Linked DNA regions of Homo sapiens: region 2 is linked to region 1. A link is an interaction called in ENCODE POLR2A ChIA-PET data of the cell type or tissue named here. Cell type or tissue: MCF 10A. All regions are shown on one strand. Each heading gives the region's core, and the rest is flanking DNA. Links, peaks and the distances in the headings are about the cores only.

The links. ChIA-PET counts read pairs that join two places held together with the same protein. Peaks named below come from ENCODE experiments on the same cell type or tissue, not always from the same donor. Only the 100,000 strongest peaks of a DNase experiment are listed, where the experiment ranks them.
Region 2: POLR2A ChIA-PET joins it to region 1 with 13 read pairs; 1 of 35 experiments calls an interaction of 5 or more read pairs at or near these places.

The regions. Positions count from the first base shown.
Region 1 is chr1:215,118,459-215,121,390 of GRCh38, forward strand. All of the region lies in intron 2 of KCNK2 (potassium two pore domain channel subfamily K member 2), which reads left to right. Among named protein-coding and RNA genes, the nearest start is that of KCNK2, 37 kb to the left of the region's middle. In MCF 10A, for the core only: no CTCF peak of the experiment used is centred there; a DNase peak (open chromatin) is centred at 1,463.
Region 2 is chr1:215,022,510-215,025,441 of GRCh38, forward strand. It overlaps a transcript of KCNK2 not described here. Among named protein-coding and RNA genes, the nearest start is that of KCNK2, 59 kb to the right of the region's middle. In MCF 10A, for the core only: no CTCF peak of the experiment used is centred there; DNase peaks (open chromatin) are centred at 492, 872 and 1,152.

The sequences.
Region 1 (2,932 bases), core at 280-2,779:
GGTTGAAGTGGTCACATGTAGTGTTGTGGATGTGTGATTGGATTCGTTATCTAAAGACTAGTTTCTTCTCAGTGTGGAAACTGGCTTCCCCCGCAAAGAAATGGTCGCAAATAAAAATCTATAATTGCAACTACCAGAAATTTGGCAAGATGATACTTGTTACTGTTTCAGGAGCTGTGTTACTGTATATATGTCAGTATAATTATAAGTGGATTTGGCCATTGTACAACTTATTGGAAATTATGTCGTTTTTAAAAATGGAGAAAAAGCGGAAAAAATCTTAAATATCCAATTAAAATAAGTTGGCATCGAACCAGTTATACATATATCATTGGTATAAACTAATTAGGTGTTAACCCCTTGTACCTGCAGTTCAGAATTTTCTTTATCACTTAAAAGTGTTCAAATTATTAATGTGATTCTACTTTTAGGATGATAGGTGTGACAGCATATTTTAATGAAATCCTGATGATAACAGAGGAGGAATTTGTTCAAAACATTCTGTACTGTTTTGATGAACATAAACATCTCAGTATAGGAAAAATAAGTAAAATCAGAACTTCTGGTGCCATTTGTGTTTTAAGATCCACAATATAGCCTACTCTGAAAGCAGTACATTCTTCAGCCTTTTCCAAAATTGCTAAATTCCCTATATCTTCTTCTTTAATGAAAACATGGCCATTCTAGTACTTTATAGCACACAAAAAGCTGTTCCTTGGAGTTGGACTGACAGAAACATTTTCATGATTGTCAGTCACTTCCTTGAATGCCAAGTCTGTACTAGTCCCATATACTTACAAGTAAGTGTGTTTTATCATTGTTTGGTGTTAAAGTGAATAAAGCTCCAGAATGCCAGATGGCATTGAGACAGCATTTACAATTTACAATTCAAAAATCCACAAATTCACAGTGGAACTTTGTGAACTTTGATTCTAAAGCCACCATTGTCATGGAAATCAAGATGTTCCATAATTATCTTTATCATGTGTATGAGTATAAGCCTCCTAGAGCTCTATTTCTTAAGTTTAATGCTACACTCTTAAGTGGAACCATGTATTCAACTAATTTTCCTAGTGTCCATCCTATACTTGTCTATAAACGGAGGAGCAAAATTAAATGTGAATCCAATCAAGATTATCTTTTACTGTTTCTGTGGCAAGTTTTAAGTTTGGAAGCCCTTTCTTATTAATCAGCACTTCAGGTAATCATGTATTAGGATGAAATATATAGGATTCCATCTTCGCTTATCTTAACCTAAACCATTCAACTTATTCATAAGTTGTCAACATGACTTGATTGTACAGAAATGTTGCTTTTAATGAAAAAGTGAAATTTTATTATCTATTCGGTGATTATGTTACTTTAGCCACATAATGTGACACACCCAGAAACAGTTCTCATGAAGGCATTGGAAAAGTACTCTGATGACCTGAACTGATGTTGAAATTTCAGAGATTCTTAGCTCTACGTCAGTGAGTGGGAAAGGACATCCAGTTTCCTGTGGATGTTGACCAAGACACCTCATACAAAAATACAAAATAGACTTACAAGAATATTCTAGAGAAAAGACCTCATGGTAGACTCATTCTCATAGTGATTTGACATACCCTCAGCTCTATCTCAAACCTCTGTTTCAATAATTACAGCTCTGTGATAATGATTTACAACCCACATGTTGCCAGACACTACTGTTTCTGATTATAGTCTTCTTTTGAATTTAAATAATTTGTGGACTTTATCCAAGTGTCTGGGTGATGTTGTAATTCATTATTGATGAGAAAAAGAATAAGCTAAAATCATAGTGCTGGTTATGAAGGCTATATTAAATCAATTGCTATAGTCAATAAAATAATTTTAATTAATGGGGGCGGAGTCTGAAGACTTACCTTATCTTTTCTCATCTACAACACCATGTATGTTTCTTCTTTTCTATTGCTTCCCCATCACCTAGTACCATATACAACTGCTAAATATTTTTGAATAAATGAACGTGTTGAAGAAATGTACGTAAAATCTAAAAATATACTTTTGATGCAAGTATAATCTGTCTAAATTCCCCTTCCCTGATTTTTACTGGAAACATTTAGTTCTTCCTGAGAGTTACAAACCTAGATGACCCTGTACCTGTGCCTAATTGTTTGTGTGCACGTGAATCTGTGGCATTTCCATGTTTATTAACTGTGAAACCATTCCCTCCAGAGTAACTAGATAACAGCATGATGATCACAAGCAACTCTTTCAGATTTATGGAAGCCTTGATATATATTTTTAAGCTACATAGCCTATGAGTTCACTAGATTAGAGTGTATGAACCAATAACTTTATTTGATTTATGCTAAAATCGAACCATTTTATATTTCTTCACTTATTACCTCTGTTCCATCCCCTGTATGTTTATTGCTATCTTAAAATATTTTCCAAAGTTATTTTTTAGTTTTTTAAAGTTTTATGTCTTTTTTTGTTTGCTTGTTGTCATATTTTATTTAATTAAATGCCATTTTCTTGCCAACAGCCAATATATTTAGTGATTAAACACTTAAACCATTGATGACTTTATGTGACAAAAATGAAGAATCTGCTGTCATTATTCTTATTTAACTTAGCTCTGGAAAGACTGTTCAGTCCAATAAGAGTTGAAAATCAATAATATATAGCTATTGAAAGATGTGGAGATAAAATGCCATTATTTTAAAGCATTGCTTACTTTGGTTTTCCAGGTAAAAACCGAAATCAAACAAACAAACAAAAATAACAAGTTCAGTACAGAATAGTTGTTTTCAAAATGTGGTCCTCAAGACCCCCTCAGAGGTTTGTTAAGATCCAAGTTATTTTATTTATTTATTTTTTGAGACAGGGTTTTGCTCTGTCACCCAGGCTGGAGAGCATGATCACAGCTCAGTGTCCCCTTGACCTCCCAGGCTCAAGCAATTCT
Region 2 (2,932 bases), core at 212-2,711, 96 kb before region 1:
AATTTGTCTCAGCCTTTTTTTGGCTGAATACCTTATGGAACCATTACTATTCAAATGCTATCATGCCAAGGAGGGCACAGGATATTTTTTTAAAATGCACTCCCTTACTAAGTTCCAGGTCACGGGCTCCATTCAAATCCCTAAACTTGTCTGAAGATGTGCAACCTTCCTTCTGCCTAACTTGGCCTATGGTTTGGGGAAGGTACATGGCCCTTTCCCAAAACACCAGGAACATCTAATCTGCCTTCTCCCTGATTTTTCTCTTCTTTTCCAGCCCAGCTAATCTTTATCTTGTCTAAAATGGGAAAGAAAGAAACAAACCCTGGATTTCACAACTTTAATGTTTATGCAAGGACTTTGACTTTTAAAGTGAAAGTCAGTGATTTACTCCTTCCTTCTTTCCTTCCCAGAGGCCATGAATCTAAAAGAGACTTTATTAGTGGGGTTAGAATCACATGGGTAAAAAGAATTACTAGAAATGGAAAGAAACAACTCAGTGATACAATATCTAAGTATGAACAGTATGCCTGTTAACACATGGATTTCCACAGCCTACAGATTTTGAAACTGAAGTAGGTGGCCCTGAAATATGAGCCTTTCGTTTTAATGGAGCTATTGCTACTGTAAAACAACTGTATAAATCCTTTCCAAAAAATCCCTTCTTGCATTTTAGGAACTTTCTCTAAGGCTTGTTATTATTATTATTTTTTTTGTATCTTTTTTTCCTGTATGGTGAGAGAATGAAATTTATTCTTGGAAATACATAAGCTCTTTGGGCTCAGGCCAGCCCTCTACTACAAAGGCATCTTCCTGTGCACTCTTCTTGACAGAGAACCCTGCCATATAATCCAGCTGTGCATAACTGAATGTGCCAGTTCAGTAATCCTTTAATGAATCACCTTTTAAAATCTGCCCCTCAGCCATAAGTATGTCACTTCAACATCATTTTATACTCTGAATTGAATTACATTAAAGCAGTTACAGCATGGAAAGAGGCAAGAGTATTTTACATTAAATCACTGGACAACAATCATAATCAATAGTTGAGTGCCCTAGTCAGTGAGCCCGACCATGTTATAAACTGATTTGGCTTCGACGACTTTTCCAGCTAAAGTCCAGCAACCAGTGAATGTCATTGCGTAAGCACCAAATTCCTGAATTTGTTTTGACATATATTCTCATCAGTAATGGCAATGATGCAGAACAATTGCACAATTTTAAAAATAAAATTTTGGGTTTGCAAAACACTTGGCTTTCCAGGTGAAGAAATTTGCATGAGAGGTGGCTCAAAGCTATGTTGATTTAGATGCAGCTTTTATCTGAGATGTGTCCAACCTAAATCCTACATTATACTCTATTTTGTTTTGCTTTGTCTCCCCTCCACTTCACCTTGCTGCCTTTAATGTTCTTGTCATTAGGACACAAAAGAGGAGAAGGATGAAATCTGCATACCTAGCTCTGCGGATTTTCCTAACCATTGCCAGGAAAATCCAGCAGGGTGCAGAAGTAAAACTGCTGCCAAGGAGTAGGCAGGAGAAAGGAAACATGGTCCTTTATGGATGGGGCATTTATTTTGCTTCTGGAAGAGTAAGGTGGCATGAACTTCCTAAGGCAGGTATAGGGATCTGAGTGGAGCAAGTGCTTCTGCACTGACACCTGACACCCTGTGGACTCACTGGAACTACCAGATGTTCCATAGGCATCTGTGGAACAAGGGTGACAAGAGACACATGGAATAAAACAATCTTTGAATGGGGCCAGTATTAGGTAAAGGACTTGCAGGCTGGAGCCAAGCCTAGGACCCTCCCTGATGTCAAGGCTGCATCCATATCAGACTCTCATACGGTTAGTGCACAGTTTTAAGAGGTCCAGTATTGCAGGAGCCCAGTTCACTTACGCAGTGAATAATATGTTTCTAATCCTAGCATTCAAGGCTGTATAAGCCTATGCCGTCTTTCAGACTTCTAACATTGCTTTCATACAAAAACACTTCCTCTAGCCCAGGTTATTGAAGGAGTAGGCTTAAAGATGTCTTGCAATATTTTGCCATAATTTTTTTTTCATGTAATTGTTCTGACATCTCAAAATCTTACCTATATACTGAGTGCCACCTCCTTTATAAAGCTTTTCATGCCTGAAATTCCCATTGAACAAATGTTGCTTAAATATCAAAGAGCCCTAAATGAGAAAAACAAAACAAAACAAAACATCTCAGCAATTAACTTTTATACACTGTGTAGGAGACTATCTAGGTACTTATCAAACATGTTTTAGCGGTATATAAAACCAAAACCAATTGCCCCACTCTTGTCTTTATATCCATCTCCACCCACCAGAGCTAACAAATTTAATAGCCTGTGGACTAAACTACATCTTTCTTCTTGCTCAAACAAATATATGTCTATAAAACATATGTTCATTATGTATCTACAGGAGTTTTTTTTTTTTTTTTTTTTAACTGAGATAAAACAGTGTTACACACATTATGTTGCAATTTGTGAATTTAGCCTTATAATATGTCTTGGACATAAATTTGTTAAAAGCTAAGCTATCTGATGGTTAAGTGCCAAGGTTTTAGGGTCACAGTGCCTGGGTTCAAATCCAAACCCTGGAGCTAAATAATCATGTAACTCTTCATAAATTACTTACTTAACCTCTTAGTTTTCTCATTGGTTAAATGAGGATAATATTTTCAATATTATTGTGGGATTATGGTGATGGTTAAATAAGTTCAGACATAAAAAGTACTCTAGAAAAGCACACTCAATAAAGGTGCTATAAATTGCTCCTCCAGGTCAGAAAATATGCATACATATGGACTTTTATACTTTTATGTAAGTGATATTATTATAAGGCTTTCTTTTCAGTATAACATTTTCTTTCCTTTTTCTGTTTCCTTATTTGTTCCCTATTCCCTGTCTTCATTCTCCTA